2 separate regions of the Homo sapiens genome follow, and region 2 is linked to region 1. A link is an interaction called in ENCODE POLR2A ChIA-PET data of the cell type or tissue named here. Cell type or tissue: OCI-LY7. All regions are shown on one strand. Each heading gives the region's core, and the rest is flanking DNA. Links, peaks and the distances in the headings are about the cores only. Region 1 overlaps LOC105371632 (a long non-coding RNA gene). Region 2 has its middle 10 kb from the start of FAM20B.

The links. ChIA-PET counts read pairs that join two places held together with the same protein. Peaks named below come from ENCODE experiments on the same cell type or tissue, not always from the same donor. Only the 100,000 strongest peaks of a DNase experiment are listed, where the experiment ranks them.
Region 2: POLR2A ChIA-PET joins it to region 1 with 5 read pairs; 2 of 35 experiments call an interaction of 5 or more read pairs at or near these places.

What each region holds. Positions count from the first base shown.
Region 1 is chr1:178,570,751-178,576,130 of GRCh38, forward strand. LOC105371632 (a long non-coding RNA gene) reads right to left here. Exons shown (of 4, transcript XR_922315.3): 1 at 2,543-5,380. Among named protein-coding and RNA genes, the nearest start is that of C1orf220, 31 kb to the left of the region's middle. In OCI-LY7, for the core only: CTCF peaks have their summits at 2,085 and 2,285; DNase peaks (open chromatin) are centred at 2,051 and 5,031; H3K4me3 peaks cover 502 bases; H3K27ac peaks cover 3,933 bases.
Region 2 is chr1:179,012,867-179,018,246 of GRCh38, forward strand. It overlaps a transcript of FAM20B not described here. Among named protein-coding and RNA genes, the nearest start is that of FAM20B, 10 kb to the right of the region's middle. RefSeq lists a cis regulatory region at 4,084-4,595. In OCI-LY7, for the core only: no CTCF peak of the experiment used is centred there; no DNase peak of the experiment used is centred there.

The sequences.
Region 1 (5,380 bases), core at 109-5,108:
TCAACTCACTGCAACCTCCACCTCCTGGGTTCAAGCGATTCTCCTGCCTCAGCCTCTCAAGTAGCTGGGACTACAGGCATGTACCACTGCACCTGGCTATATATATAATATATAAATTATATTAATATAATTATTTATATATTATATTTATATAGTATGTTAATAATATAATTAGCCAATATATAATATATGTATATATGTGTATATATTATATCATATTGTATATATTTTTTATATATATACACACATATATATATATATATTTTTTTTTTTTTTGAGGCGGAGTCTTACTTTGTTGCCCAGGCTGGAGTGCAATGGTGTGATCTCGGCTCACTGAAAACTTCACCTCCGGGTTCAAGCAATTCTTCTGCCTCAGCCTCCCGAGTAGCTGGGACTACAGGCACCTGCCACCATGCCCAGCTAATTTTTGTGTTTTTAGTAGAGATGGGGTTTCACCATATTGGCCAGGCTGGTCTCGAACTCCTGACCTTGTGATCCACCCACCTCAGCCTCCCAAAGTACTGGGATTACAGGTGCGAGCCACCGTGATTGGCCAATTTTTGTATTTTTAGTAGAGACGGGGTTTCACCATGTTGGCCAGGCTGGTCTTGAACTCCTGACCTCAAGTAATCCACCCGCCTCAGCCTCTGAAAGTGCTGGGATTACAGGCGTGAGCCATTGCACCTGGCCAAGTTCTTTAGAGATGGTTTCCTTCAGTTTTTTTAGACATGGTTTTCAAATATATATTTGAATATATTTAAAATAACTGGGCCAGGCACAGTGGCTCATGCCTGTAATCCCCAGCACTTTGGGAGGCCAAGGCAGGAGGATCACCTGAGGTCAGGAGTGAGACCAGCCTGGCCAACATGGTGAAACCCTGTCTCTACTAAACATACAAAAATTAGCTGGGCACGGTGGCGGGCGCTTATAATCCCATCTGCTCAGAAGCTGAGGCACAAGAATTGCTTGAACCCAAAACACAGAGGCTGCAGTGAGCCTCTGCCTCCCAAAGTGCTAGGATTACAGGCATGAGCCATCACGCCTGGCCCAAACTAGACATTTTAAATAATATAATGTGGCAACTCTGGAAATCAGATTCTCCACCCTCCCCAGGTTTGTTTTGATGGTGCTGTTGTTTTAGTTCGTTTGTTTATTGACTCTTCTGAACTCTGTTTTCTTTGTCAGGTGAGGCCACTGAAGTCCCTGCTCAGTTAGTTTAATGGTCAGCTGATGATGAACAGAGATTTTTCTTAAACAACTGGAGCCAGTAAGTCTCCCAGTCTTTGCCAAGGGCTTCGTGTGAGTGTCGGGGCGTGCCTTCAACACTAAGCCAGGCAGTCAGCAACTCTGCCTTGGTGTTGTCTTTCTGTTTTTCAGAAAGGTTGAAAAATGTGGCCTTTATTTAGGAGACCATGTGTACAACTAAAAATGAAGGGTTTTTTTTTTAACCAAGGAATGAGGGAAACTAGCTATCTCTGCCGCCTTCATTTTACAGGTGAAGAAACTGAGGTTTAGAGAAGTTCGGTAATTTACCCAAGGACATCCAAGCAATAGGTAGTGGTGCTAGGATTAAAATCAGGCAGCCTGAACGGCTGTAGTGGCTCACACCTGTAATCCAGTACGTTGGGAGGCCGAGACAGGTGGATCACGAGGTCAGGAAATTGAGACCATCCTGGCCAGCATGGTGAAACCCCGTTTCTACTAAAAATACAAAAAATTAGCTGGGCATGGTGGCGCGCACCTGTAGTCCCAGCTACTCTGGAGGCTGAGGCAGGAGAATTGCTTGAACCTGGGAGGCAGAGGTTGCAGTGAGCTGAGATCATGCCACTGCACTGCAGCCTGGTGACAGAGGGAGACTCTGTCTCTAAATAAATAAGTAAATAAATAAAAATCAGGCAACCTGACCCTAAATCACTTTGCCTTACAGAATAGGAAACTGGGGTTCAGAGAAGTTAAAGAACTCTGAGGTCATGTAGCTGGCTAGTGCAGATCTGTCTGGCCCCAGAGCTTATCCTTTCCCCCTTAGTTGCCCCAAATCTATCTTACCCTGGTGGGCCACCAGGAGGAGTGACAAAAAATAGACCTGAATGTTTAAGCTGAAAACACCTGGAAGAGGCCAATTAAGATACCTAAATAAAGTGCCCTTTAAACAACCAGGACAACAATAAATATCTGAAGGTCAGCAAATGAATCAAAATGCTAGATAATCAGAAAGAGCTATTAAGGAACAAACACTGTAGAACTTGCTTGTATACTGGAGCAGGATTAAGGAACTGGTTAGGTCAAGGCTGTGAATTGCCATTAAGAAATCAGTATTAAAAGTTGCTGTCTTGATTGGGACTCTAAGTACCTTCTGTTTTGTTTTTCCCACTAATTTCCCAGACTCCCAGGCCCTTCCAACCAGTCAGTAGGTTAGTATTAATCCCTTTAACCCCCATACATCCCTGGGGTGGGGTTAGGCCCAGTTAAACCCAGGCCTCAAGGTTCCATTGAACCCACCCAAGGTCTGTGGGAAGAGACCCCAGTGCCTGTCTTGACTCACCCATTTCTTTTCTTTGTCAGCTCTTGTTTTTCTTCACCTTGGATTATCCTGAAGCTCAGTTAATTGAGTCCTGAATAAGTAAGGGCATGTTGTAATTCCAAATTCAAGACAAGTTTTCTATTTAACCAGAGGTCCTTTTCATGTTACTCACAGAGGAGACACTCAAGACGGGGTATCAATGGAATTGCAGTTTGATAACTAAACAGAAGCACACTTGAAACTCTGGTGACTAATACAGCCCCATTCACACCTACCGAAAGACAATCCCCTGCTCTATCTGTGGTTTGAATCGATCACAAAAAACACAGATTTGCTTCCAGCAGCTAAAGTAATTTTAGTTTTATCAAATAGTGTATGTTTGGGTTTCTAGAGTTAAAAAAAAACTCATGCTTGGACCTTGGGCACCCATTGGAAGCTGCCTATCTGTTCCCACCCTTGCTGCTAGGACTCTCCTCACTGCTGTTAGCACACAGTGGGTTTCTACTGCTAAGAACTCCCTCCTCAACCCTGCCCTGGCACCCTAAAAATGACCTGTGCTGATACCTTCTCTCCCCTGCTCCCCATACACCCACAGGTGCAGGAACAGCTCCAGCTCTGCCTTTGTCCCGCGCTTTGAGCTTTTTTCAGGCTTCACCACTGCTCTTTCTTTGGCTTCATACTTGGGTTCTTTTTCTGTACAGGGTTAACAACTATATCATGAGAATATTAGTTAGATTCCATTTAACTTTTTACAATTTAATTAAATAGAGGTAATTATAGATTCACATCGGGTTGTAAGAAATAATACAGAGAGATACAATGTGTCTTTTATCCACAGTTTCCTTCCAATGGTAACATCTTACAAAACTCTAGTATGTGCAATATTACAACTAGGAAATTGATGGTACAATCCATAGATCTTGATCAGATTTCCCTCCTGTCTTACATTTACTCTGTGTGTGTGTGTGTGTGTGTGTGTGTGCACGTGCACGTGTATTTAATTCTATGCCATTTTATCACATGTGGAGGTTTGTATATCAATCACCATCTCTTATGTTGCCTTTTTGTAACATAATCTATTTCCCTCTCCTTCCATCCTCCACCCCCTGGCCCTAACCCCTGCCAATCACTAAACTATACTCTCTCACACTAATTTTATGGTTTCAAGAACGTTATATAAATAAAATCATAACATACGTAATTCTTTGGGATTGGCTTTTTCACTTGAAATCCATCCAAGTTTTGTGTGTATCCATGGTTTGCTCCCTTTTTATTGCTGGGTAGTAGTCCAAGGTCTAGATGCACCACAGTTTGTTTAACCATTTGCCCACTGAGACATCTGGGTTGTTTCCAGGGCCTATTATAAATAATGCTGCTGTGGACATTTGTATATAGGGTTTTGTGTGAACATAAAATATGTTTTTATGTTTCTGGGATAAGTACCCAAGAGTGAAATTGCTGGGTTTTGTGGTAATTGCATGTTTAGTTTTATAAGAAACTTCCAAAATGTTCTCTAGAGTGGCTATACCCACCAGCAATGTATGAGAGATTCAGTTTTTCTACATCCTTATCAGCAATTGATATGGTCACTATTTTAAATTTTAACCATTCTGATAGGTGTGTAGTAAAATTTCACTGAAGTTATTTCGTTTTAAAAAACAATTTGTACTTTTCAACTTTTGTTACTAAATATTTGTGCAGCTTTTATATTTTTATTTTTCAGAAACATTTTAATTACTGAATAGCTGTGTAACATGTTAGAAAAATCCAAGTAATATTTCACATAATTCCATTTCACTTGCCTGTCCATACTTTTTCAGTATGCCAAGAATTCTATGCCTACTTTTGACACATAACTTGATGTCAAGTTTCACTTGATGAAACCTTTTTGATAATTGTCAACTCAAAAGTTAACACGACATATACTTCATGAAAATGGAGTTAATTGGCTATTCTGAGCCTTTTATAAAGAGAATTGCTTCATCCACATACCAATTAAGTTTCTATATTTATAAAATATTTTTCTAATCAAAAAATTAATTGAAACTATGAAAAAATAGACACCTGGCTGTTTCTTTCTTTTTCTGTTGTTGAGACAGAGTCTCACTCAGTCACCCGGGCTGGAGTACAGTGGCACCATCTTGGCTCACTGCAACCTCCACCTCCACCTCCAGGGTTCAAGCGATTCTTGTGTCTCAGTCTCCCAAGTAGTTGGAATTACAGGTGCACACTATCACGCCTGGCTAATTTTTGTGTTTTTAGTAGAGATGGGGTTTCACCATGTTGGCCAGGCTGGTCTCGAACTCCTGGCCTCAAGTGATCTACCCACCTCTACCTCCCAAAGTGCTGGAATTACAGGTGTGAGCCACCATGCCCAGCCAACCTGGCTGTTTCTTTTCCAGCCCTTCCAGAATGAGAATTCATGTAGGCCATCTGCCCCACTCTGATCTGCAAGCTGCCTCCCTGATTCCTTGACTCCCTGCAACCCACATCCCCTCCTGTCTTCAGGACATCATACTCGCACCTGGGGGAAAAGGGGAAGTAAAAAGGGAGGCTCAGTGCCCCTGGGTCTGCTTTGTCTGTGAGAGAAATCTGACATTGTTGGCAGAGAACTAACATGTCTTCTTAGAAAAAAGTAGAGCCCCAGTTGCCTGGATACAGTCAGGAATACATATCACTGGATCTGTGGGTGACCTGTAGTTACTTTGTCCCTATTTGAGTTTCCTGAATGTTAAGAGGAAAATGGAGCAGAGCTAACAAATACCTCATACCTGCTTGGGCTTTCTCCGTCAGTCCTCTGTGTGTGCATCACACACCCACACATATGCAAAATAGCTCAGTGTAAAAACCCTGCAGTAA
Region 2 (5,380 bases), core at 214-5,213, 440 kb after region 1:
TCTTAAAAAGTTAAAACTTCACCTACTATTTGACCCAACAATCCACTTTTAGGTATTTATCCTAGAGAAAGGAAAACTAATTTGACATAAAAGCCTGTATATAAATATTTATGCCAGCATTGCTCATACTTGTCAAAAACTGGCCACAACCCAAATGTCTTTCAAACTGTTAGGTCTATACAATAAAATACCACTTAGTAAAGAAAAAGAATGGATTTGGGGCTGGGCGTGATGGCTCACACCTGTAATCCCAGCACTTTGGGAGGCCAAGGTGGGTGGATCACCAGCTCAGGAGATCGAGACCATCCTGGCTAACATGGTGAAACCCCGTCTCTACTAAAAATACAAAAAATTAGCTGGGCGTGGTGGTGGGCGCCTGTAGTCCCAGCTACTTGGGAGGCTGAGGTGGGAGAATGGCATGAACCCAGGTGGCAGAGCTTGCAGTGAGCCGAGATCACACCACTGCACTCCAGCCTGGGTGACAGAGTGAGACTCCATCAAAAAAAAAAAAAGAATAAAAAAGAATGGACTACTGATATATGCAACAACATGCCTGAATCTCAAATGCATTACACTGAGTAAAAACCCAATCTCAAAAGGTTACATGCTATATGATTCCATTTTTATGACATTCTGAAAAAGACAAAAATATAAGAACAGAACACAGATCAGTAGTTGCCAGAGTTTAGGAATGGGGGAAGGTCTGAATACAAAGGGGCAGAGTGAGAGAAATCTTTGGGGTGTTAGAATTGTTCTGTATCTTGCCTGAGGTGATAGTTACAAAAGTCTATATCTGTGAAAAATGCATGCAGTGTACACCAAAAAGTTAATTTTACTTTATGCAAATAAAACATTTTTCAAGTAAAAGCTGGCTGGACATGGTGGCTGAAGCCCGTAATCCCAGCACTTTGGGAGGCTGAGGCAGGCGGATCACCTGAGGTCAGGAATTCGAGAACAACCTGGCCAACATTGTGAAACCCCATCTCTACTAAAAATCCAAAAATTAGCCAGGCATGGTGGTGGTTGCCTGTAGTCCCAGCTACTTGGGAGGCTGAGGCAGGAGAATTGCTTGAACTCGGGAGGTGGAGGCTGCAGTGAGCCAAGATCGTTTCACTGCCTTCCAGCCTGGGTGACAGGGTGAGACTCTGTCTCACACACACACACAAAAACCAAAAACCAAAAAACACCCCACCATTTTTCAAATAAAAGCAAAAAAAAAAAAAAAGGAAAAGAAAAACCATCAAACACACAACCCAAAACAAAACTCTGCCCCCCGTCATGGGCTCTGGCCATCCTTCCTCCAAGCTCAAGCAGGAAGAGCAGATGGCAGAGGCCTTTGAGGACTAGGATAGGACCTGGTTGAGAGCAGACATTCATGAGCTTAATTTCTTATCCTACTGTTCATGTGGCTTTGGAATGACCATGGTCCTGTGAAATGCCATTAGCTCACTGTCCATTCTTGTGTCTTTGCCTTTTAATCCTTGGACCTCACCACTCAGAAATAGCTGGAGCTGCCCCAACTCCCCAAGGAAGAACTTGCTCTCTGACATCAAGCCAATGAAGAGTCCCTTTGGGGCACACAGGAGAACTTATCACCCAGTAGATCCTTCTTACCCATAACCCATGGCTCCTCCCAGCTGGTGGGGCCAGGGCCATGAGCTGTTATTCATCCACATAGAGGGAATTATGGAACAGGGCCTTCAAGGTCCCCCTTGATCATACAGTGCCCGCCATGCCCCCACAGGGTCATGGCCCATTGCACCTCAGCCTATATGCACATGCTGGTTGCTTAGCTCAGAACTCCTTTCTCTTTCCCAAGGCTTTGCCCCTGCCCTCCTGGAATGTCACCCTTTCTCCCCCAGATGTGGCACTATCTGTTACCTTGGCTTGTAGAACTTTCTACACCCAAGTTCTACTGATTCTTTCTCCTAAATACCCGCAAATGATCTCATCCTTGCCTGCTTCAGACCTTCAGGCTCTCTTGCCCAGACCATTGCTAGGCGGATAGCTTCTGTGATGCCCTCTCTGCTCTGACCCCACACCTCTTCAATTCCCCTCCTCCTAAAAACCCCTTGGTTCCTTACCTAGGCAGGCACACAAGAACCTGGCCAGGCCCTTGCTGCTTTTCCTGATCCCTACTCCTTCCCAGACACGTCCTCAACACTCCTATAAAACCTGGCCACTTGGGGCTAGGCACGGTGGCTCATGCCTGTAATCCCAGCACTTTGGAAGGCCAAGGCGGGTGGATCACCTGAGGTCAGGAGTTCGAGACCATCCTGGCCAACATGGTGAAACCCCATCTCTGCTAAAAATACAAAAATTACCTGGCCATGGTGGCACATGCCTATAGTCTCAGCTACTCAGGAGGCTGAGGCAGGAGAACTGCTTGAACCTGGGAGGTGGAAGTTGCAGTGAGCCAAGATTACACCACTGCACTCCAGCCTGGGTGACAGAGCAAGACACTGTCTCAAAAAAAAAAAAAAAAAGTCTGGCCACCGGCTCTTCCACTCCTCCATGTCTCTGTTCATACTGATCCCTCTGCCTGGAGTGTCCTTCCCTCCCCTCTGTCCACCTAGTAAACCCCTCATTTTCTTTAGGCCCTACTCCAATCCACCTCTCTGTGAAGCCTTTCCTGACCACAGTGCCCTCCATTCATCTGCCCCAGGAACATTCATTCATTCCACAAGTAGTTATGCCCCACCTATGTGCTGGGAATTAGGACAGTTAAGGACCCTGCTCTTGGGGAGTACATTCATCTGGGCAAGACTGATAATCCTTGCTATATCATCCTGTATAATTTCAGAATGATTAAGGTGAAGGGCTGCAGAATGATAAGACACTCATGGCGGCCTTGCTGAGGGGATGCCAAGTAAGCAGATACCTGAGGAGTTCCTCCTAACCCTCCGTGTCCTGAGCACTCTGCATTCTTTTTTTTTTTTTTTTTTTTTTTTTGAGACAGGGTCTTGCTCTGTCACCCAGGCTGGAGTGCAGTAGTGTGATCTCGGCTTATTGCAACCTCCACCTCCCAGGTTCAAGCGATTCTCCCACTTCAGCCTCCCAAGCAGCTGGGACTACAGGTGCGTGCCACCGTGCCAGGTTAATTTTTTTAGGCTGGAGTGCAGTGGCGCAATCTCAGCTCACTGCAACCTCTGCCTCCTGGGTTCAAGCGATCCTCCTGCCTCAGCCTTCCAAGTAGCTGGGATTACAGGTGTGCACCACCATGCTAGGCTAATTTTTGTACTTTTAGTGGAGACAGCTGTCACCATGTTGGCCAGGATGGTCTCAAACTCCTGAACTCAGGTGATCCACCTGCCTCGGCCTCCCAAAATGCTGGGATTACAAGTGTGAGGCACCGTGCCCGGCTGTGAGCATTCTGCATTCTTTATGGTCTCTCCTTGGGAGGGTTGTGAGACTTAACAAATAAAAACATTGCATAGGACATACTTATACCAAAAAATTGTTCTTGAAATTCAAATTTAATGGGACCACCTGTGTTTTATCAGGCAACCCTACCCCTAGGACTCACTGCCCTGTGAGTTCAGAGAAGGAGCACCCTCAGGGCCCAGCACTGTGGCTGGCTGCAGTAGGCACTCAATAAACACTAAAAGAATGAGCCATTAAGCAGATGCATGAGCAGCACTTGCTAAGTTGTACTGTATTTTGCATTTGCTTGCTGACTCCCCACCTGCATCGCAAGCCCCTGCTTGCTGCGCAGGCAGTGTTAGATGGCATCCTCTGTACCTAATGCAGCCTGAGGAGTGGTTTAGGGAGAATGTATCTGCCTCTTACCATCTATTAGTGCCTCCCCTACTACCCCAAGTAATAATCAAATATGAAAAACAATTTTAGAATGTGGCAATATATGTAATGACATGGAAACTGAGAAACATTTTCTCAATCATATGTACATGAATAAAAACACCTTTGGAAAACTTTGCTATATTTATAGGCTGCAGTGTATAATCTATGAAAAAACTGCTTCCATCTAGTGCCCTAGCTACCCCTTTCCAACCAGACAGCCTCTACGAAACCCTTCCTCTTTTGGAATCGTGGAGCTGGCAAAAAGAGCTGACCAGTAGATGTCTGTTATACAAATGATGGCAGAATTTTACTGTGATTCTGGGCCTATGTGTCAATCTTCCCACTGGACTGGGATCCTGCACAGGCCAGCAAGGTGTCCTTATTGTCCCCAGGCCCAGCATGCAGCAGCAGCTCAGGAAATGGGGATTGAAAATCTATCAAGAGCCACATCTCATAGTTGACGTTAAAGCTTCCCCGAAGGAAGGCTGGTTCAAATGCACACCCCATGTTGCCCTCTGGAGATCAGCAATCCCATCAAGGCCCAGCCCAAACCACACACTGGCAAGCAGCCCAGAAAGGGTGTGGTCCAACTGCCCCACAAGTCCTGTGAATAAGCCCGGTCTTCACTCCCAGTTCATAAAAGGGCCACTGTCCCAGGGCAGCCTCAGCTCCTGTTGGTTTCAACTCAGAAGGAGAATGTTGTTGCTTGAGCCTCTTTTGAGCTTTAAAAAGGACAAGGAAAGGCACTGTACGGAGTGTTTTACTTTTGACTTTTTTTTCATGACTACAAACTGTTGGATATTGAAAACCTTGCATTTACTTGTGAATTGCCAGTCTGTGTTTGCGTATGGAGGAAGGTAAGATTTGCAGGGCTGGAATTATTTTCATTTTCCTTGTAAGTTTCTCCAGTACTTAGCTTTTCATTGAGCATTCTATATTTATTTCTGTGTCATTATGTCATTCTTTGGTGCATTTTATAACCTGTGATGCTGAAAGCTGCCTTCCTTCACATTGTGGGCTAGAGTCAGATAGGGCAATACAGTCACACAGCATCCACCAGAAGTTAGTGCCATGGAACACAGTCCTGAATAAGCACACCAATTTGCTACAAGAATGATCACAGAAAGACTGTGTATAATAGTATCAAAGAATAATTCAAAGACATAGGGTTAATTATTAGGGCACCATTTACTTGAATACAAGGGAAACCAAAAATAGCTTTATTTCATATATCAGAGCCAAAATAAGAAATAGGAAAAGAGGAGAAAGGAGAAAAATGAAAAACTGCAGACGTGTGAAAGATAATGAACTTTGCCTTTTCTTGAGTAAGCTGCTGATTAGCAGGCAGCTAGCTAAGAAGGCCAGAGGGTGTTCTGCCCTTGACATCTGGATGAATCATCAAAGAGGATAATTCCAGTTGCTTATGGATTCTCCAGGAGCCCTTGGAGTGGAACTGTGCTGTATCTGTGACAAGTTCCCTCTGTGTCACATGTGCCTGGGTCCTGGGAGAACACCTCCATCTCTGTTATGCCTCTCTGCCCTATGACCTTTATGTAAAAAGTCTCAATGTAAGCAGCCT